Regions from separate parts of the Homo sapiens genome. Here region 1 is linked to region 2. Evidence: chromatin loops called from intact Hi-C (ENCODE). Cell type or tissue: endothelial cell of umbilical vein. All regions are shown on one strand. Links, peaks and the distances in the headings refer to the core of each region. The heading gives the core; the rest is flanking DNA. Region 1 has its middle 36 kb from the start of LDLRAD3. Region 2 holds the start of MIR3973 (microRNA 3973).

Evidence for each region. A loop is a pair of places that touch in the nucleus more often than their neighbours do. Peaks named below come from ENCODE experiments on the same cell type or tissue, not always from the same donor. Only the 100,000 strongest peaks of a DNase experiment are listed, where the experiment ranks them.
Region 1: it touches region 2 in a loop (2.1-fold over the local background); 2 of 110 quality-filtered maps call a loop at or near these places.

Annotation. Positions count from the first base shown.
Region 1 is chr11:35,902,341-35,914,113 of GRCh38, forward strand. No RefSeq gene overlaps it. Among named protein-coding and RNA genes, the nearest start is that of LDLRAD3, 36 kb to the right of the region's middle. In endothelial cell of umbilical vein, for the core only: no CTCF peak of the experiment used is centred there; DNase peaks (open chromatin) are centred at 5,971 and 7,741; H3K27ac peaks cover 887 bases.
Region 2 is chr11:36,001,727-36,013,499 of GRCh38, forward strand. All of the region lies in intron 1 of LDLRAD3 (low density lipoprotein receptor class A domain containing 3), which reads left to right. It overlaps MIR3973 (microRNA 3973), which reads left to right and starts at 8,372; the gene lies at 8,372-8,478. In endothelial cell of umbilical vein, for the core only: no CTCF peak of the experiment used is centred there; DNase peaks (open chromatin) are centred at 7,085 and 7,985; H3K27ac peaks cover 2,838 bases.

The DNA.
Region 1 (11,773 bases), core at 1,294-9,293, 100 kb before region 2:
GTCCATATCGGTATAATTGAATAAATAAATGGGGGCAAAAGGACACTACTTCCTTACGCAGAATTCCAATTAATAAGTGCAAAGGGAATTATAGAAAATCATCATAGGCAACACCAGAGTAATAATTACTGGGAGCACAAATCATTGCAGGATGCCAAAATTAGTAGGTAAAGGTAGAATGAGAAACAGGATAGTTGTATGGTCCTAAAGTATGTCCCTACAGGATACTTATTAGTTATAAAGGAAAAAATAGTAAATTTACTGTGAATTCTGGCACATATCACCTTAATCAAAGTTAACCCGACCAGTAACAATATCAGCATCCTATACTTTCTGATATGATGCACTGAGAAAAGCAAAACATCCATGTTATTCTTGAAAAAAAAAAAAAAAAGCATAACCCCAATCTAATCATGAGAAAAACTGACAATATCAAGTGCTGTCAAGGATATGGAGCAACTAGAACTCCCATATGTTGAGAATGAGAATGCAAAATAGTACAGCCACTTTGAAAAACAGTTTGGCAATTACTTATATATGAACATTTACCATATGATCCAGCAATTCCATCGCCACGTATTTACCCAAGATAAATGAAAGCTTGCATCCACACAAAGACTTCTATACAAATTTTATAATGGCTTTATTTGTATACAAGTCAAAGCTTTACCAAAAACTGGAAACAGCTCAATGTCCACCAACTGGTGAATAGATAAACCAGTTAGTGCCTATATATTCTTTACCCAGCTTTGTCTAATAGTAACATAACCAGAGTAAAATCATTGAAATGAACAAAAAAATAACCAAATTGTGGTACATCCATTCAATGGAATACTACTAAGAAATGAAAAAGAACAGACTACTGATACAACCAAATAAAGTGTCTCAAATGCATTATTCTAAGTGAAATAAGCCAGACTCAAAAGGCTCTATTCTGTATGACTCTATATGTCAATTCTGGAAAAAACAAAACTATAGGGATTAAAAACAGGTCAGCAGTCTTCAACCTTCTTGGCACCCAGAACTGGTTTCATGGGAGACAACTTTTCCACGGGGTGGGGTAAGGGGGATTGTTTCAAGATAAAACTGTTCCACCTCAGGTCATCAGGCATTAGATTCTCATAAGGAGCACACAACCTAGATCCCCTGTATGTGCAGTTCACAATAGGGTTTGTGCTCCTATGAGAATCTAATGCCACTGCTGATCTGACAGGAGGCAGAGCTTAGGTGGTAATGCTCACTCACCTGCCACTCACCTCCTGCTGTGCAGCCAGGTGATAACAGGCCACAAACTGATACCATGACCTGGGGGTTGTAGACCCCTGAGATAGGTGGTTGCCATGGGCTGGAGTAGGGGAAGAGGTTGACTAAAAAGGGGCATGAGGGGGCCGGGCACAGTGGCTCACGCCTGTAATCCCAGCACTTTTGGAGGCCGAGGCGGGTGGATCATGAGGTCAGGAGATTGAGACCATCCTGGCTAAGATGGTGAAACCCCGTCTCTACTAAAAATACAAAAAATTATCTGGGTGTGGTGGGTGGGCGCCTGTAGTCCCAGCTACTGGGGAGGCTGACGCAGGATAACAGCGTGATCCCGGGAGGTGGGGCTTGCAGTGAGCTGAGATCGCACCACTGCACTCCAGCCTGGGCGACAGAGCAAGACTCTGTCTCAAAAAAAAAAAAAAAAAAAAAAAAGAGTAGGGGGCATGAGGGAATTTTAGGGGGTTAATGGGACTGTTCTATTTTTCAATTGTGATAGTTATTACATGACTGGAAATATTTGTCAAAATTCAGAACTATACACTAACAAGGGTGAATTGTACTCTATGTGAATATAAATCATACTCAAAAACCTGACTTAAAAAAAGACAAAGTAAACCAAAATTTCTTAGATACGCCATGTTTATAGTTACTAATTATTGGAATAGTTTTGCTAATTATGAGAAAACATTAGAGAGTCCCAAATTGAGGGATAGTCTACAAAATACCTCTTCAAAAGTGTTGAGCTCAAAAAGACAAAGAAAAACTGAGGAATCACCCCAGATTGCAAGAGACCAAGGATACATGACAATTTTAGTCAATGTAGGAATCTTAGGTTGGATCCTGAACTGTGAAAAGGGCATTAGTGGACAGTTGACAAAATGGGGATTAAGGTCTGTAGATTAGTAATAGTATTGTGGCAGTATTAATTTTTTGTACTCTGGTTAAGTAATATGTTACTATTAGGGAATGCTAGGTAAAAAGTATACAGGAACTCTCTGTATTATTTTTTTAAGTCTAAAATGATTTTATCGTACAAAGTTTTTTAAAAATTAACAACTTCTATTTATTAAAAGATTCTATGAGAATGTAAAAAGGCAATCCACAGAGTGCAAGACAGTATTTGCAATACATATATTCAACAAAGAACTCATTTCCATAATATATAAAGAAGTCTTTAATATTAATAAGAAATATATATAACACTCAACAGAAAAAGGATGAAAACTGTTCTAAGCACTTCACAGAGGAGGATCTCCAAATGCCAATAAACATAAAAGGTATGCAATCTTATTATTCATCAGGAATATGCAAAATAAGACCAACAAGATGCTGCCACCCACTTAACAGAATTGCTATCATTAAAAGACCAATAATACCAAGTGCTGGCAAGTATTTGAACTGATACAGGACTTTCATACCTTCTTGGCAGAAATATAAATTGGGACAACCTACAAACAGTGAATATATACATACCCTCTTCCCCATTAATTCTGCCTCTAGGTACATATAACTAAGAAAAATGTGGACATATATTCACCAAAAGACACATACAAAAATGTGATAGCAGTACTACTTGTAATAGCCCCAAATTTGCAAATCAAATGGCCATCAACATAAATTGTAGTGTAGTCATCCAATGGAATGATATGCAGTAGTAAAAATGAAACTACCATTATCCATCACAACACGATTGAATCATACAACTGTAATGTCGAGCAAAAGAGGAAAAATTTAGCTTGATGATAGAAGTCAGAATAGTGGTTACCTTTGGGAACAGGCAGGCAGCGACAGTGAGGGGACATGAGGGGACAATTGTTACACAGCTGTGCTCACTTTGTGAAAATGCATTGAACTATACACACATCTGCATATGTGATACTTACAAAAAGGTTTAATTTTTAAAATCCTTTGGAAGGCAAAGAATAGGGAGAGAAATAGAAGTGTTTTCATGAAAATATTAAAAATTCCTTTTGTTTTGAAGAAAACTATTGTTCTGTGTAATACACTTCTCCATATGGGCGAAGAAAAGCGTCCGGATAGCCCTCTTCAATGTAGGTATGATGTAAAAGCCAAGACTTCTGTGTGCTAAAACAGTAGCAACAACATAAACAAATATCAAAAGGAAGCAGACAGAAAAATTAGAGAAGAAAGTAACCATACACATCTGGAGAACCAAAAGCAAACAAACAAACAAAAAAATTCCAAGATATCAAATTGGAGAAGTGAAAATACAGTATATGTTTTATAAGACAATCAAACTGCCATGCCCATGGTGATTTCAGGAAGCTGTCTTCTCAGAGTGAAAGCCAGGGGTTACTTTGTGGGGTAAGGATAAAGAACAAAAAGATACACTGCATAATGAAAGGGCATCAGAATGAATAGAAGATAATTCCCTTGGACATGAGATGCAATGAAGTCAAGACCCATATTTTATCTCTGCTGGAGGCAGTCTTATTTGTTAGTAAAGTGCTAGGATAATAAACCATTGTTCTCCTTGCCAAGAACGTCAAAACAAATACAAGCTTCTTTGCTCAGTGCTAAAAATGTCTGAGCCTTTGGAGAACAGCTGGGCAGAAAGCGATCTTGTTCAATTTCAGCACATTTTTTCCCAAGTATTAGGCTGTCCGAACTCAGCCCACATCAAATCATCCCAGGCACCCAGTGCTGGGACAGACCTGTCATGAAAACACAGCCTATCAAACTTGAGCGAGTGGAACGCACAATAAAACCACTTTAAACTTGTCCAACTCTCTGTCTGAAGGAGCAAGGACTTTGAAGCACAAAAAAGCTACTTTAAACAGATAATTCCTTTGAGGTGCTTTTTTCATAAATATAAAAAAAAATGTTGCTGTGCTTGCAAAATTCTGTATATTGATAAGGCTCTGGGAGCATTAGAAATGATTTATGATCTCCTGGCTACCAATATCACTGTTGCCTAAGGGACAGCTTCTCCTAAGAATTTGCAAAATTGTTCTCCATGCTATCAAGTCAGCTCTCATTAAAGTATGTCTCATTTGTGGCTTGTGATTTGTATTAATTTGGAGGTATGTCATTTAGGATGTTTGGGGATTCAAGTAACTAAAAATTAAAAATGAATTCAACTGGCTTAAACAATAAGAACACTTCTTTTATCAAATAACAAGAATCCCAGAAGTAAAGTAGTCCAAGGTGGGTTAACCCAGTGACTCAAATGATGTCATCAAGGACCCAAGTTCTTTCTATCTTTCAGTTCTTCCATTCTCATGCTAAGTCCCCTCATGGGCCTAAGGTGGCTGCCACAGTCCCGCGCATCACAGCCAGATCTAAAAGTATCTAAAAGAAGAAGGAGTGTTCCTATGAGTTTCTTTTCATCACTGAGAATAAAAAAATCTTTGCAAAAGGCCTATCAGCAGACTGTCTATCGAGTTTTAGTGGCTAGAATTGTATCACATGCTTATGTCTAAGCCACTAACTAGACAGCAAATAGGATCACAATGCACCTATTAGACTAATTTACATCTAAACACAGGGATGGGGGTTATCTATGACTGATAAGATGATGGAGCAGACACCCAAGTAAATGTGTGGTACGGTCAACTTAGAAGAAAAGAGAATAGGCTGTTAGGTAGGCAAGCATCTGTGTCTGCTATAATTGACATGAAAGGTAAAATAAGTTTGGTCTAATTGAATTTTTTGGCTTAACTATGGTATGTATATATTTAAAAAAACCTTCTTACTTTCATTTTTTAATAGGCAGAATGTTGTTCTGCTGCCCAGACTGGGGTTCAGTAGTGTGATAATAGCTCACTGCAACCTTGAACTCCTTCAAGAGATCCTCCTGCCTCAGCCTCCTGAGTAGCTGGGACTTCAGGCATGCACCACCATGCCTGGCTAATTTGTTTTTATTTTTATTTTTGTAGAACGGGGTCTCATTATGTTGCCCAGGCTGGTCTCAAACTCCTGGGCTCAAGTGATCCTCCCACCTCAGCCTCCCAAAGTGTTGCAATTACAAGTGTGAGCCACCATGCTAAGCCAAAACCCTTTTAGATTCTGGCTCTGGCTGTTAAAAATTATTCTATATTAGTTCACTTCCCCCCTACTACTTAAACTGGAATGACACCTTTGGTGTGTCTATACCTAATGACACTCACCTTTCCCCACCCTTTGAAACTCCTCTTTTATTTCCATCCTCAGGATCTTAGGAGTAAGCCTCCTTCACCTGTGTTTGTGCAATGCTGTCTTCCTAGCCACAGATGATTGGAGCTGAGGTGTACAGCGGAACTTAGCTAAACCAATCAGCTTCTTTCTCTGAGAATTTCAAATTGGGGGAAACTCTGGTTGCATCAGTCTCTTCATGCGCTTGGATCTATAACATAACCTCTAGAATTGTGGGGCAGCAATTTTTCTGCCATTTGGGACAAGAAGCAAAAACTAGTGTAAGGGAAAGTAAAAATGAAAAAGATATACAGTGAGTAGTTTCTACAAGTTTTGGCTCCATAAGGCACTTTGAACTACCCCTTCACCACACACAGGCACGTGTACACACACACCTCAAAATGCATATGCAAGCCAGCTTGAGGCAGCTTATGTTACTTGCAACCAAACAGTCCTAACCAAAAAGGAACACAGTGTCCCTTTTCAGAGATGATTGAGGATCTTGCAGAATGCTAGGGTCATCCTGAAGAACTGCCAGTTCTCATTTCCTTTGTGCATAGAAAACTGAAGACAATGAGTCATACCTGTCATAAATTCACCCCAGACCTTGCTACAGACGTTGCCTTTGTTTGATTTAAATCTTCACTATTGGTTTGGTTTCTAATACTTTTTACTCTTTTTTCTAAAAGTATTCAACAAAACACTCAACAGTAACAACAACAAATAACTGTGTATTATGTGAATGGGAGGTGTTATGTTGTGTCTTGGAGAGGCAGGGAATGGGACTAATATCTATTGAGTTCCAACAATTTGCTTTGCATGTATTGTTTACTTTTATCCTTATCACACACTACCTACTAGTAATAACAAAACGAGGCCATGCCTGGTGGCTCATGCCTGTAATCCCAGCGCTTTGGGAGGCCGAGGTGGGTGGATCACTTGAGATCAGGAGTTTGAGACCAGCCTGGCCAACATGGTGAAACCCGGTCTCTACAAAAAATAAAAAATTAGCTGGGCGTGGTGGTGGGAACCTATAATCCTAGCTTCTTGGGAGGCTGTGGCAGGAGAATCACTTGAACCCGGGAGGTGGAGGTTCCAGTAAGCCGAGATCGTGCCACTGCACTCCAGCCTGGGAAACATAGTGTGACTCCATCTCAAAAAAAAATATGTGTGTATATGTGTGTGTGTGTGTGTGTGTGTGTGTGTGTATTTATAACAAAACCATTTTACTAGTGTGGAAGCTGAGTCTCAGAGAAGTACATTGATTTTGTTAAAGTCACACAGCTAGAAAGCCATGGAAGATTTTAAGCCCAGGCTCCAGAGAATCAAAGTTGATGATGTTTTCACTATTCCACGTTGTTAAACAGAAAAAAAAAAAGTGCTTTGATTAACCATCCTGTTAGGTAGACTCTGATTAACTGACATCTGACTCTGGCTATTTTTATTCTCACAATATAGGATATTCTCTACCATCAGGGAGAGAAACAGAGACAGGGAGAATGACCTTGTAGCACCAGATCTATTACGGATATTTCTGCATTTTTAAAATTTCTAAATTAAGCACTGCTACCTCTGGTAAAAACAGAGGATAACATTTTTTAACATGTGGAACAAACAAACGCCAGGGAAGATTAAATGAGGGGCACAAGATCCTTAGAGACAGAAGCACTTTGTAGCCATCCCTTCTCGCTGTCTTAGTAGGTGTACATTCTCAAGCTGTTGATTTTTCTTGACTAATTAAAGATGATTGGAGTTTTAGAGTTTGGCTTTATTTTTGTTTTTCTCCATCTTTCACATATCCCAACTCACACACTGTCTGCTGCTGCCAATTAGCAAGAACGTGGGAGAAGAGTTAGTCCTGGCTATAACCAGGCTGGATACAAACCTGTCACAATGAGATTAGGGATATTCAGGCAAAAGCATTTACCTTAATGTGTTTCGTTCCTAGCAAAACAATCATGCAAATGTTTTAAGTCAAACTTTCCAAAACAGACACAGTCATGCAAAGCTGTCCATGTGAAACAGGTTGCCAGTCAGAACCACCATTTTTATCTTCCACTGCTGTTCTGTAGGCCAGTTAACTCTTCTCTACCCATAGAATGTCTTCTTTGTTTTTAGATGTTTAAAAAAACCACCCAGTTGAATTGTTACATTACAAAAAAAGGTTACACTTTTGTTTTTAATACATTCCAACATTACAGGAATGAAATGCAGAAATGGAAATTTGGATTTGAGTTTTTCATACTGTCAGTAGCCCTTCCTGTAAACCTTGCCAATATCAAGAAGGTCTTAAAAAGTGTAAACTACAGGAAAACTGCAATTAGTCAAAATGCCCTGGGTATGGGAGATTCCAGGTTATCTCAGAGTTAACCAGAAAATCCTTTTCACTTCAACCCTTGCCATTGAAAGTCTCTGAAAAGCGTGAGTTGAGTTTCCTGCCTTAAAAAGCACAGTTTACTCTAAATGCAATTTAATGTTTGCCTGATAGTTGAGGGTCAGGGTGGACCTCAGGCTAAATATTCTGGACCCCAATTCCCATTGTCCAGAAAAAGCAAAACAAAAGGAAATGGGAGATTGGGTAGAATTTCTACTCAACCCTAGGACATGTTTTTGAAGTTCTTGAAATGAGCCTTTTCCTTCTGGTATTTTGCTCCTTTCTACTTCTATAAAGAGAGAAAAAAAAAGTCTGCTAAACTAGGAGTTTTGCCTATATAAGTTCCAGTGAAATCAAGATGCTATGATATTTGAATTTTTCCTTTAATCTTTATGAAAGAGATGACTGAGGTGTCGGCCATCAGGAGTTGGGAGCCATCCTCTTCCACCTGGTCTTGGATCTAGTACAGGGAGGCTTGGAAAAGTGAGTTCCCCTAGCCACCCCCCACCTTTCACTACCCCTCCAATGAGAGAGCAGAATGGCATGGGTCATGCATTTGGTTATTTCTTCTCATCATTTGTCACTCTCTAGACCAAGGTTCCTCATCCTTGGCATTACTGACATTTTGGGTTGGATAATTATTGTTGTAGGAGGCTGTATTAGGGTTCTCTAGTGGGACAGAACTAATAAGATAGACGTATATATAAAGGGGAGTTTTTTTATTTTTTATTTTTTTTTATTTTTGAGACAGAGTCTTGCTCTGTTGCCCAGGCTGAAGTGCAGTGGCACAATCTCAGTTCACTGCAAGGTCTGCTTCCTGGGTTCACGCCATTCTCCTACCTCAGCCTTCCGAGTAGCTGGGACTACAGGCACCCACCACCATGCCTGGCTAATTTTTTTGTATTTTTAGAAAAGACGGCATTTCACTGTGTTAGCCAGGATGGTCTCGATCTCCTGACCTCATGGTCCACGCACCTTGACCTCCCAAAGTGCTGGGATTACAGGCGTGAGCCATCACGCCTGTTTATTAAGAGTATTGACTCATACCATCACAAGGGGAGGTCCCACAATAGGTTGTCTGCAAGCTGAGCAACAAGGAAGCCAGTCTGAGTCTCAAAACCTCAAAACTAGGGAAGCAAACAGTGCAGCCCTCTGTTGGTGGTCAAAGGTCCAAGGGTCCCAAAGCTTGGAGTCTGATGTTCAAGGGAGGCAGCGTCCAGCACAGGAGAAAGGTGTAGGCTGGGAGACTCAGCCAGTCTAGTCTTTTCCCATTCTTCTGCCTGCTTTTATTCTGGCCATGCTGGCAGCTGATTAGATTGTGCCCACCCACATTGAGGGTGAGTCTGACTTTCCCTATCCACCGACTCAAATGTTTATCTCCTTTGACAACACCCTCACAGACACACCCAGGAACAATACTTTGCATCCTTCAATCCAATCAAGGTGACAGTTGATATTAACCATCACATAGGCTGTTCTGCACACAGTAGGATGTTCCTGCTAGATGCCAGCAGCACTCCCCTCACCTCCTCAGTTGTGACAACCAAAAATGACTCCAGACATTGCCAAATATTCCCTGAGAGGCAAAACTGCCCCTAGTTGAGAATTACTGGTCTAGATGGAAGCACAATTATTCTTTTTCTCCCCCACTTGTCAAGATTATGAGTTTTCTTGACCTTGGCAAGTAATTTCATAACATATTTCCTGTGCTACTTCATGGAAAAACAGAAATAATTATCTGATGAAAGTGGTATTTTGACTTGAATTGTATGAGGCAGGCCTTGTTAAAATACAACTGCAGGTTCTGCATTGTTTACTCTTCTAAATTTCCCTTGAGGTCATTGTCATTATGGACACGGAGTCAAGCCTTAGCCACAGCCTCTTATGTTGTATGGTCATCTTCAATTTCATTTTTGCATCTATCTCAGAAATACTTTCACTACTGTTGCTGCTTCCTAAAGGCTTAACAGATTTTTCACCCACTGGGTTCTTTTAAACCTGTTATTCTTTCTCTCCAGTGGATTGGGTTAAATTTAAATTCCACATTCTTAAAGAATATTTTGTATATTTTAAAAATTTGATAAATTAGTTGAATTCAGGCAGTTAGTTCTAGATGCCTGATTTTAAGGGTGTAGTAGTATTTCTGCTATAGAAAGAGCAGAAGTTAAATTGTTGTGGAGAGCAGATCAGGAGAGTTACTTACATATGTTGATTTTCAAATTTCAAACAATTAAATATTTCATATATTTATATTATAATATAATGTATGTACAATTTTCCAAGTTCATCGGATTTTTTGTGTATGTTATTTTTACTTAGATGGTAAAGAATAGAACACAAAACAATAGGTGCTGACTATATAAAAAATGTTCATTTACCTAGGTAAAGCCTAAAATATAACAATTAAGGCCGGGTGTGCTGGCTCACGCCTGTAATCCCAGCACTTTTGGAGGCCAAGGCAGTGGGTCACCTGAGGTCAGGCGTTTGAGACCAGTCTGACCAACATGGAGAAACCCCGTCTCTACTAAAAATACAAAATTAGTCAGGTGTGGTGGCACATGCCTGTAATTCCAGCTACTTAAGAAGGCTGAGGCAGGAGAATCGCTTGAACCCACGAGGTGGAGGTTGTGGTGAACTGAGATCGCACCATTGCACTCCAGCCTGGGCAACAAGAGCAAAACTCCATCAAAAAAAAAATCTTGTTTACATAAATTTAAAATGGCATGTATTTTTCTGACATGAAAGTAACACCCTCACATGACGTTCACTGGAAATACAAAAAGTGAAATGATGAAAAAGTACTTGTGATATTATCACCCAGAGATTGTCACTATTAACATTTAGAAAATGTTTCCTTTCAGTCTTTCTTTCCTTCTACAAAACTGAGACCACCCTAAATAGAGTTATTCTGATTTTTAAAATCATAGTAAGCACAGATATAAATATAACTAGTGTATTTAAACTGCCCCCCCTGTAGGACTTTAGGTGATTTCCAGTTCTTCACCATGATATGTTTAGTGCTGCAGTGAAAGTCTCTATACATAAATCTTTGCACACATGCCTGAGCAGCACTTTCAGCTGAAACTTGAAAAGACAAATACAGGGTCAAAAGGTATGAATTTCTAAGACTCAATCCATATTGCTGAATTACCTCAGGAAAGCTATGCCCATTTTCAGTCTTTCTTTATTGACAATTTTCTTGAAGGGCTTCCATCTTGTTCTGTCAACCTCCAGGCCTGTGAAGACATTTCCCACAGGACATTCTTCAGATATGTCAATGTCAATGTAATAAGATCCATCTTAAGATATCTGTCAACAGCCTCCTTGGACCCATCTCAAACCATCTGTCAATGGCAACTCTAATATATTTTAGGAAGATGCTGATGCAGTTACCAAAAAAAAGTTTGCAATGGAATCAGATTGTCCAATCACTCAAGTTGCAGAATTGAACTGTGTTAATGACATGTGACAATTTTATCACAATATCCAGAGACTCCATGCTAGGAACATGTCCTTGTAATTTTTTTTTTTTTTTGAGACAGATTCTCACTCTGTCACCCAGGCTGGAATGCAGTGGTGCAGTGGCGTGATCTTGTCTCACTGCAATCTCTGCCTCCTGGGTTCAAGTGATTCTCCTGCCTCAGCCTCCTAAGTAGCTGGGATTATAGGTGCGCGCCACCACTCCCGGCTGATTTTTGTATTTTTAGTAGAGATGGGGTTTCACCATGTTGGTCAGGCTGGTCTCGAACTCCTGACCTCGTGATCCACCCACCTCAGCCTCCCAAAGTCATGTCCTTGTAAATTTAAGGGCAGGCTGCAGGAGGAGGAACGGGAATTATCTTTCATGTGGCTTCTGTAGAACTCACACAATCCCAGCCATGTCGCAAACTTGGCAGCAAGAATTGACTGCCAACCCTTAGCTCCAGTCAAGACTATGGAGAAAAACACTGCTTAGATACAGGACTATATGACTTAGAAAGCTAGATTAGTATAATCTGACTATAA
Region 2 (11,773 bases), core at 2,518-10,517:
TGGCATAGTATTCTTTCAGTTATATTGTATACGTGTGTGTGTGTGTGTGTGTGTGTGTGTGTGTGTGCACATAATTTGTAACGTTCTTTTTAAATTTTATATACAGCGGACATTTTTCTATTCATTAAAAGCATTTCTAACTTGGTTTTCACTCAGACTTTTTTACCCCAACTCTTTTGGTTAGTATAGTTTTAAAATTATTAGCTTTATTTTTTGTCGTTTATGTTGTTGAAAACAATAGGCTTTTAGGTTACTTGAGACCCAGTGAGCAGCTCTGTTCTAATATTAATTAACATTTACAAAACACAAAGGGCCCCTTTTGCTGGGGCTCCTCGTCTAGGGGGGTTGCTTTCGCATTTCTTCTAAACCAGTTTTAATTGCTGTATTGAATTGAATCCAGTAGATGTTCCATAAGTTATTTAACTACTCCCTGCTTTTGGGCTTTGTGTTGTTTCCAGGTTTTTGTTGTTACAAACATCACTGTGAATGACAGGTTTGTAGCTATTACTAGCATACACTTAACAGTCATTCCTGTTGATCAGAAAAATCCCCAGAAATTCCACATCCCTTTGTTCCTCCAGAGTTGAATGGCTTGCAGCAGAGACAGCTGCCTGGCACTGGCCCCGTAGGTCAGGAGCCTGGAGCTCACTGCTTTGTGCATGTGTTGTCACTCCTTCCTGTGTCGTCCTCATCATCCCTTCAACGACTAGAGTCAGAGCTGGTGTTGCATGATTCTGTTCCTGTGACTGTCCTGCCTGGAGAGGAGCACGTGCGATCATCTCAAAGGCCCCATTGATACCCTCAGCTAACATCATCTCCCGGTGCTTTTTCTAACTCTGGCTTATCTTACCAGCCACCCAGGGTCACACTAGGTCTTCATCAGGCCCGTCCTGGACTGGGGAGGGTCCACTGGAACCTCACTTGGCTTTAGGACAGTGAGTGTCATCGAACTGGACAAGGTCAGAGGAAGTCAGAAATGTTATTCCTGATAAATAGCTTGCAAAAATGATTTTAGCCTGGCTTGCTTCACTGGAGAAGGGCCCCTTTGGCACACCTACCACATTGCTTCCCACTTTCCAGTAGAAAAGAATTAGAGATGGACTGCCTAAATAATAAGGTGGCATTTATGCCATAGAAGCTCACAGGCATCCTACAAATGGAATATGTAAGAACAGCTATTTCCCGTACAACAGTGCCCATTTTATCCCTTAGCTTTCTGGCATATAGAGTAACCTTGCATGTGTTATTACGTTATCATCACATTTTGTTAGGGAAAACCGTACACATTTCCAATTAAGACAAAGAATGTGCAATTTCCTGAAGTCAGGATTGAGGTCATAACTTTGAGTGCTCAAGAATTCCAAGTTTAATTAAGCCACCAAATGCTGTTGATAAAGAGAAAATGCCCTATCAATATCAGAGGTGATGAGAGGGTGATCTGGCTGTGACAGGTCACTCTTCTAATGGCCAAGCCTGATCTTACCTGGCCTGGCTGGTGCAGGAAGTATCTCCTATTAGAGTGAGTGTGTGTCACATCTGGAAGCTGCCAGGTTCTGTTCTAATACCCTTTTCTGTTTCAGTAGAGACTACACACAGATTTTGCCACTGTGAATGGGGTGTGTTGCTTTTCTTCCATATTAACTGTATTTTCTCAGCCTTTCCTGTTGAAGCCTGAGTCCTTTCAGTCAGGAGGCCTGTGAGCTTCCAAGCTGAGTGGACTTGGAGGGAAAGTGAGAGAATGTTGATAGGGTCTTACAGCAAAAATGAGCCCTGTGACATCCTGTCTCTTGGAAGGGTTGGAATGCTTTTGTCCCTGTTCTAAAGAGTCACTCTCCAGGGACGGAGCATCATGTTAGTTCAGCTTAGATTACATGATCTCCCTTTGGCTAGAAAGGGTAGAACCTCTGCCTATGGTCCTACTACATTATAGCCACTGAGAAAGTGATAATTCAAATAAAGTAGAAGGAGAATGGATGTTGTATTAGTCCGTTTTCACATTGCTATAAAGAACCACCTGAGCCTGGGTAATTTATGAAGAAAAGAGGTTTAGTTGACTCACAGTTCCATAGGTTTAACAGAAAGCATGGCTGGGAGGCCTCAGGAAGCTTACAATCATGGTGGAAGGCGAAGGGGAAGCAAGCACCTTATTCACATGGTGGCAGGAGGGAGAGAGAGAGAGTGAAGGGGGAAGTGCCACACACTTTTAAACCATCAGATCTCATGAGAACTCACTGTCACAAAAACAGCAAAGGGGAAATCTGCCCCATGATCCAGTCACTTCCCACCAGGCCTCTCCTCCAATATGACATGAGACTTGGGTGGGGGCACACATCCAAACCAAATTATTGCACCCGTGACCCCTCCCAAATATCATGTCCTTTTCACATTGCAAAATACAATTATCTCTTCTCAACAGTCCCCTAGTCTTATTTCAGCATTAACTCAGAAGTTCACAGTTCAAAGTCTTATCTGAGACAAAGTAAATCCCTTCTGCCTATGAGCCTGTAAAATCAAAATCAAGTTAATTACTTCCAAGATACAATGGGGATACAGGTATAGGGTGAATGCTTTTGTTTCAAGTGGGGGAAATTGGCTGAAAAAATGGGGCTGTAGTCCCCACACAAGTCTGAAACCCAGCAGGGCAGTCATTAAATCTTAAAGCTCCAAAATGATCCCCTTTGACTCCATGTCTCACATCCAGGGCACACCGATGCAAAAGGTGGGCTCTCAAGGCCTTGGGCATCTCTGCTTCTGTGAGTCTGCAGGGTACAGCCCCCATGGCAGCTTTCACAGGCTGGCATTGAGTGCCTGTGGCTTTTCCAGGTGCATAGTGCAAGCAATCAGTGGATCTACATTCTGGGGTCTGAATAATGGTGACCCCCTTCTCACAGCTCTACTAGGCAGTGCCCCAGTGGTTACTGCGTATAGGGGCTCCAACCCCACATTTCCCGTCTACATTGCCCTAGTAGAGGTTCTGCATGAGGGCTCTGCCCCTGCAGCAGACTTCTGCCTGGACATCCAGGAGTTTCCATACATCCTCTGAAATCTAGAGAGAGGTTCCCAAACCTCAACTCTTGCCTTCTGTGCACCCACAGGTCCAACACCATGTGAAAGTTGGCAAGGCTTGAGGCTTGCACCCTCTGACACCACAGCTTGAGCTGTACCTTGGCCCCTTTTAGCTGGAGCTGGAGTGGCTAGGACACAGGGCACCATGTCCCAAGGCTGCAGAGAGCAACTGGGTCCTGGGCCCTGCTCACAAAACCATTTTTCCCTCCTGGCCTGTGATGGGAGGGGCTGCTGTGAAGTTCTCTGAAATGCCCTGGAGACATTTCTCCTGTTGTCTTGGCTATTGACATTCAGCTCCATTTTACTTATGCAAACTTCTGCAGCAGGGTTGAATTTCTTTCCAGAAAATAGGGTTTTCTTTTCTACCACATGGCCGGGCTGCACATTTTCCAAACTTTTATGCTCTGCTTCCCTTTTAAATATAAGTTCCAATTTCAGATAATCTCTTTGTTCATGCATATGAGCATACACTTTTAGAAACAGCCAGGTCATGAATGCTTTGCTGCTTAGAAATTTCTTCTGTGAGATACCCTAAATCATCTCTGTCAAGTTCAAAGTTCCACAGATCTCTAGGGCAGGGGCAGAATGCCACCAGTCTCTTTGCTAAAGCATAGCAAGAGTGACCTTTACTCCCGTTCCCGATAAGTTCCTCATCTCCATCTGAGACCACCTCAGCCCGGACTTCATTGTCCATGTCACGATCAGCATTTTGGTCAAGAACATTCAACAAGTCTCTAGGAAGTTCCAAACTTTCCCACATCTTCCTGCCTTCTTCTGAGCTCTCCAAACTATTCCAACCTCTGCCCATTACCCAGTTCGAAAGTCACTTTCACATGTTCTGGTATCTTTACAGCAGTGCCCCACTCCTGGTACCCATTTTCTGTATTAGTTCATTTTCACACTCCTATAAAGAACTGCCTTAGACTGGGTAATTTCTGAAGAAAAAAGGGCTAATTTACTCTCAATTCTGCAAGCTTAACAAGAAGCATGACTAGGAGGCCTCAGGCAACTTAAAATCATGGCAGAAGGTGAAGGGAAAGCAAGGACCTTCTTCACATGGTGGCAGGAGAGAGAGAGCGCGAAGGGGGAAGTGCCACACATGTTTAAAGCATCAGATCTCATGAGAACTTGCTATCACGAGAGCAGCAAGGGGGAAATCCATCCCCATGATTCAGTCACCTCCTACTAGGCCCCTCCTCCAATTCGACATGAGATTTGGACAGAGACACAAATCCAAACCATATCTAAGATGTTGAGCAACTTAAACAAAAACTGCGCCCTTGCCCACTATAGATGCCCAGTCGTTCCTCATCCCACAGGAAATATGGGCTCAGAGACCTCAATGGTGGGTAGCATCATTGAGTGTTTTCCTCTAGCCCCAGCAGTTTGATTCTGTTTAATCCTTCTTTTCTCCCTAAATTATGTGGGCGCCATAGTTACCAGAGTTACAATTAATTCACAGATTAGGGGAAAAGCCATGACTTTAGGAAGCATATGGATGAATTAAAATGTTGGCTTTTCTACTCATTAGCTGGATGCTCTTGACTTTTCCCAGCCTTGGTTTCCTTAAGGGTGCAGTCAAGGGGATGAGATGCCTCCCAGAGTTGTTCTGAGAATTAAATGGAACAGGTTTAGTGAAAGCGCTGAGCTGTGTGCCAGGCATATACGAAGTAGGAGTTACTGAATGGATGTGTGATGGTGGTTCACCCTCCCCGAATCCCAGACTGGGCACCTTGGGCTCGCTGCCTCTCCATAGCTGCTGCAGTTCCTAGTGTTTAAGAGTGTGGGTTTTAGAGTCATACAGACCTGGGTTCCATGACTGTCTGATTATGTTTCCTTGGGCAAGTTTTTGAACTCTCTGAGCCTTAGTTTTCTCCTCTGTAAACTTAGCACTGGTTCCTTCCTCCATCACATGGTGGTGGTGAACAATCCCATGACAATGCAGGATGTAGATATTTAGCTCAGTGCCTGGTGCATAAATAGTGCTCCACTGTTATCACACAGGGTGAAATTGCCTTATGGGCTCAAGCCCGTGGATTCAGACCTTACTTCTGGCTGCATCTGCCTTGCTCCAGATGTCGACTATTCCCCTTCCTGCAGGGGAAGTCGCACTTTTAGCCCAAGAGGGAGGAAATGGCTGCTCCATTGCCACCATCCTGCTCAAGGTTCAGCCCTACTGGTCCCATATTTGTGCCTTGACCTGGGTTACTCTGTCCCCAGCCCCACACAGTGGGCCTCAGTGACTCTCTCAGTCTGTGGGGGAGAAAGTTAACAATTCTGATTCCAAGAGCTTTGGAAAAATCCCACCTCCTCCAGCAGTCATTATTTATTTATACTTTAATCTTCATGGATTACTCTGAGTTGCTCATAGCTTTCCAGAAAGCTCCGAGTAAGTGGAAGTCGTACATGCACCCGAAGTAATTAATGCACTTTCTACTAGTGAGAGAAGGTGTAATTCGCAGGAATGTGTGTCAAGACCCACCCTGCTAAATTTATACCCTGTAATTTGCAATGTTTGTTGGCACTGAATTGGCAGGTTGGTGAGTCTAGCCTACCTGCTTTGCAATTATATCTACTGGCCGGTATTGTAGGATTGAGTAACTGGAGAGACTCATCACTTAAGTAAATTAGAACCTGCTTCTGGGACCCATCTGAGATCACCCTCTGGTAGGGAGGCTGGTTAATCATGTTTCCTTTGTGCATACTGGAGAGAATCTGATAAAGGTGAGGGAGGGAAGAGGCGAAGGCAGTCCTGAGGCTTGCCTGAGTGTGGAAGGACCGGCGGCTTGGGAAGGCATTTCTTCAGCAGTCCTCCTCAGCCAGCACTCTGGAAAAGGAAAACACAAAACTGTTAGAACAGAAATGGTCTTATGGTCCATTTTATGAGCTGCATCAGCCCTAATAATCAGCTCTGGGGGAGACTCGTGTTAGTTTTTAAAACTAGAAGTCACTTTGCAGCCTCTGCAGACCAGTGATTTTAGTACAGTCCTCGTAAATTTTCTTTCTGAGGGGAAACTGGCAGGAGAATCCGACAGGCTGCAATGTAAGCTTGTAGTTCAGGTGCTGGGAAGCGGGTGTGAGATGGTTGGATTTTTCCATGGCTATGTTTTTGTGGCCAGATAAAAGAATTGAGTGAAGATGAAATAAAGTTTAGGCAGACCCAACCCTTGTAGAAATCCCAGACACTCAGTTTACTCCACGTGACCTCTGGTGGACTGTTCAGCCTACCTGAGTGGCCTCTTCTCCTTTGTGGAAGGGAGCAAATGAGTCTTTTGATTAAAGTTGTTATAAATATTAGATGCTTGTAAAGGCTCCGGCACATGGAGAATACCCAATAAATGGTAGTTATCATTAGGGCCATTTTTATGTGAGGAGGGCATATTATTTGTCATTTGTAAAGAACACTTGGGGACGCAAACCAGGCAGAATGGGTAAACAAATTGGGTAAAATCCTATATTTTTTCAAAAAGCCATTTGAATGTGCACCTGAGGCCTGAAAATGTGGATTAGATACAGATTGTGCTTTGATGAGAGTGCAGTTGTACCTCAAGGAAAGCCTCCTCCATCCCAACTCCAGGGTTCATGGAAGACGGTAGCATTCCTATTTGGTGTTGGGACCTCTTCAAGGCTTGAGAAAATATAAGGAGGAATTTAGAATCTGGGGAGAGGGATCCTTTCTCCCAGGAGTTTGTTGGGGTCAAGAAATGTAACTTTAAATGCTCCTATTGCAAGATTGGGTTTGTCGATACACAGGCAATTCTTTGGGTGTTCCAGTCCTATGGGGTGAGAAAGAATGAATATATATATTTTTTATCTGTCTCTGTATGTGCCTGTGTCAATTCCTAGTAAATATTTATGGGCTGGCAAGTTGCAACTGGGAAAGGCCCATGTTTAACTGGCTAAATATTAATAAGCATATTCAAGAGAACTGAGGTCTTTGTTTTGTCTTCTTAAGAAATGAATCCGCTCTTATTCACTGTGTATTCACAGGAAACTGTGCTGTTCAGGGAAGAAGTACTGCCTTGTTTTCCTTGTAGGCTTTCCAGCTTGGATTTCGATTTCCACTGAGGCCTTATTTTTAAAAACATGTTTTTACAGCAGCATTACAACTGTGGAGATTATAGCAGTCTCCTACAGCTTTGGTTATGAAAATAATATATATCGTCTTTTTATTCCCTTTAATTGACCATTCTCTTACCTTCCTTTGTCTCCACATGGAGACACGGCTAGATATCTCCCTCCTTTGTATTTTTTTCTCTCTTCTCCAACACTCTGAGATCAAGGCCCAAGTAAGTACACACCTTCACTTTTATCCTGGTTTCCTGGTATCCAGTGAAATGGATTTCATACTGCTGAAATGTCCATCCTTTCCCCAACTCATATCTGTGGCTACTTCTACCTTTCTCTTCCTGGAACTTTCCTGAAGAGTTAATTTCCTTATCTTGGCAGTGCTTCCCAGGAAACTCCCTTTTTTGCTCTGAGACAGACCTTTTAATAGTATTAAATCAAATGCTTCCAAACCATAGTTTAGACCCCCTGCTCTGGGAGCAGTCATCATAGGCAGGGCTTTGACGAACTCCCTTTGCAGGATCTGGTTGTCTATCCTGGTCACCTGGATTTACAAAAGGCTAAGAATAGCATTGGAGAAGACAGTCCTGTATTATTTTTCACTTACATACCTGAAAAATTAGTTTCTATCCGAATAGAAATGGATTTCCACCCAGCCAGAGGTTTATGCTGAAAGATGTAAAGTGGAATTGGGAAGATAAAATTAGACTCTTTAGGAAAGAATGGGTTTCCCACCTCCACTATAATCACTGTCATGCACCCTTATAAGTGGATTGGGTGTTGCTGAAATGCAAATGCCATTCGTTCTGTTGCTGATTTGCTTACCGAAAGTTGCAGAAATTCAATCCATGCAGAAAATTCTATGAGTCACTTCATTTCCTGCAACATTTTTTTTCCATTATTCATATTATGGAAAAGAGCACATCAAAAAGGCAGGTCTGCAAATAACACAGTTTTCAAAAAGATTGTTTTATTTTTCTTACGAAGAAGTTTTCCAGAAATCTGTAACCAGTATCAGGAATTCTCCAGCTTTGTATACATAGCCACTCATGATCGGATTCTACTCCTTGCTTTTATCTTGCTTGTTGTCTTTGGGGTTTTGAAGATTTGAAGGAAACTGGTCAGAATTATTGACAAAGTGCTCAGGCCTCAAAAAATACTATCAGAATAAGGGACTGAAGAGTATAACCTACTTTATTGTGTTTGTGTCTGGAGTATCTGAGTGTTAAAATTTGAAGCCCAGGGTAGCTCTCTGTATTGCTTGTTACATTTTAGGATTGCTTGCCCCTTGCTCCAATGGTGCAGGCAGAAGAAATGCAAACAAAGTACAGCATTAGCCTTAGCAAAACATATAACTAGGACAGTGGATCTGCTGCCAAAAATACCATCTGCTGTTTTCCAAAGCCAGAGATGGATGACTTGAGTTGTCTCTGCCTTCAGCAAATAGTCAAGAGACTAAATAGATTTATTTACTTTAAGTTTGCCCAGCCCTTCATAATATTTCTTATTAGAAGAAGAATATATTTTGGAATTAGTGAAGATAGACCCAACTCTTTGATTCCCAAATGGATGCCTAAAAATTTCCAATAGCTTCCAAATTGGATTTTCTTATTACTTTTCTTTCCCATCTCTTTCTACATAGGGCTGCCAGGTTAACCTACCTGAAGCATTACTCATCTCATGTCACTCCCTTGCTCAAAAACGGATGATGTTGGCTTCTCCTTGTGTATAAAGTTAAGTCCAAGTTCTATAGTCTGGCACTTAAAGCTTTTCCCACCCTTATATCCTCCTCTCCATGACCATTTGCTTTCATGCCTCCATTTAGCTCAGCGTTTCATTTGGAATAGAGGTCTGCATCATACCCAACCTGCAAAGCAGCCTGGGTGGAAATTATTCCATGCAGCATTCCATGATGCTTCCCCTGGAATAAATTTCCCCCTCCTTAGAAATTCTTTTTTTTTTGAAATGGAGTTTCGCTCTTGTTGCCTAGGCTGGAGTGTGATGGTGCGATCTTGGCTCACTGCAACCTCTGCTTCCGAGATTCAAGCAATTCTCCTGCCTCAGCCTCCTGAGTAGCTGGGATTGCAGGCATGCACCACCAAGCCTGGCTGATTTTGTATTTTTAGTAGAGGTGGGGTTTCTCCATGTTGGTCAGGCTGGTCTCGAACTCCTAACCTCAGGTGATCTGCCTGCCTTGGCCTCCCAAAGTGCTGCAATTACAGGCGTGAGCCACCGCACCCAGCCCCTCTTAGTAATTCTTACATTCCATTTCTTACTTTCTTCTGTGGCATTTATGACTTCCAACTTTTATAATTATAAAATAATTTTAATTTTATAGCTCTTTAGGTGCACACTTCTTCTCTCCTGCTCAATAGTAGGTTTTTGATGTGCTCAAGTCTTGTATTCCCTGCAACCTTGAGTATAGTAGGTGTCTAATGCTTTCTTTTTGGGTAAATGAATGAATCAGTTAGTTGAATGAGTGCTTACTACAAAACAGAGCATGCGATAGGCAGCGGGTATCTATTAAATATAAATATCTTGTTCCATGGCCCCAATCAGTGAAAAATGTCATTGTTGAGGAGGTCACTGGCTAGGAATTTTAGAAGTGAGAACACAGTGGTCATTGCTGTAGTCTAGATTTGGGTGGTCCTTCAACACTTCAGATGTATAATTAATTTGGGATTTGTGTATCAAAAGTTCTGCTACCTCAATAATACTGATATTATAACCTTTGAAAGGGTGGAGAGAGAACCATAAGCAATTGTAACTTATGTATTCTTCATCAACAGGTCTATTCTGCTATTTTGGGGACATAGCAGAGGTCAGTTGGAAAGAGATTTAGCGAGCCAGTTAGAGCCTGATTTGCATGCTAGTTCTCATTACCTGGCTTGTCATCTTGAACCTCAATTTCCTCATCTGGAAAATGGGTATAAGTAGCTACCCGATGCAGTGTGGATTAAATGACAAACAGAAAGCACCAGTGCAGGCTCTAACACATAGTGGGTGCTCCACGAATGCAGGCATCACGTCTAAGGGAAGTCTGAGTGGCGGCCTGTCACCAGCATCATGACTGTTTGACTTCATAGTCTAACTGCATGACTGTGGGGAAGAAGGCAGGTACGGTCATAGAAGTTTGCTATTTTCTTCGAAAGTGATTTCTTACTATTGATTTTAATCAGTTTAGATTGTTGTTCTTCTATATTCTAAAGTCTCTAGGGGTTAGGAATTCTGATTAATATATTCTATAGTAGTCTCCCCTTATCTTCGGGGGGTACATTTCAAGACCCCCAGTGGATGCCTGAAACCGAATATAGTACCAAATTGCTGTCAACTGAAACCTATTTCTGTCCATGTGTTCCACCTACAAATTTAATGCCTTTCCATCCTAACTAAGCACTTATCACACACTCTGGCTATAACTTTTGCAGTTTGAGGTGTGACAGCAAAACTAGCACAAATTCTTTTTCCTTCTTCACAATTTCACAGATAGAAAATTTTTTCTCACTGTACATCTTAGCAACCTCAGCATAAGTTTTTTTTCCTTTCCTTACTAAGTCGAGAACTTTCACCTTTTCACTTAAAGGAAGCACTTTACAGCTTCTCTTTGGCATACCTGAATTACCAGCATCACTCTTCTTGTGCTTTGGGGCCATTATTAAATAAAATTGGTTACTGAAACACAAACATTGCAAGACAGAGGCAGTTGATCTGATAACTGAGACCGTTCTTAAGTGACTAATAGGCAGATAGTGTAGACAGTGTGTGTATGCTGGACAAAGGGAAGATTCATATCCTGGGCAGGACAGAGCAGGACGACACGAGATTTCATCACACCGCTCAGAATTGGACCACAATTCAGAACTTATGAATGGTTTATTTTTGGAATTTTCCATTAATATTTTCAGAAGTCCATTGACTGAGGGTAACTGAAACTGCAAAAAACGAAACTGCAGAAAAGGGAGGACTATTGTATTTCAAGATGTGAACTTCTGGGAATTTTAAAACTGGAAAAAAGCTGGATGGAAAAGTTGAAAAGAAAAAAGTCAGATGTTTGGGAGCAGAGGTTGGAAATTTATGCAGTTTCAATTCTATTTCCATTATACTTCTAAAGTTACCGTTAATTTTGAAATATAAAAAATGTCCATTTTGTATAAATCAGCTTGCCCAAAGGTATTATATTTGGTATATTTAGAGATAGAAATGCTGTTCCTTATTTGTACAGGCAACCTGAGAAATATTTTGTTTTCCAAATATCGCTGAGTGTTCTTATCTCTTGTCCTTTGAGCAGTACTGAGGATAATGCCTGATTCATAAGGGCAGTTGGGTAATAATACATTTTTTTCTGAAATTGTGTGCTTATTAGCAGGGCTTCTTAGCCTCTCAGCAGTTTGCTGATGCAAAGGGACTTTGAAGGAATGATGTCTGTTTCTTCTTCTTCTTTTTTTTTACTTTAAGTTCCGAGATACATGTGCAGAATGTGCAGGTTTGTTACATAGGTATACATGTGCCATGGTGGTTTGCTGCACCTGTCTACCCATTGTCTAGGTTTTAAGCCCTGCATACATTAGGTATTTGTCCTGATGCTCTCCCTCCCCTTGCCCCCCACCCCCCTACAGGCCCCTGTGTGTGATATTCCCTT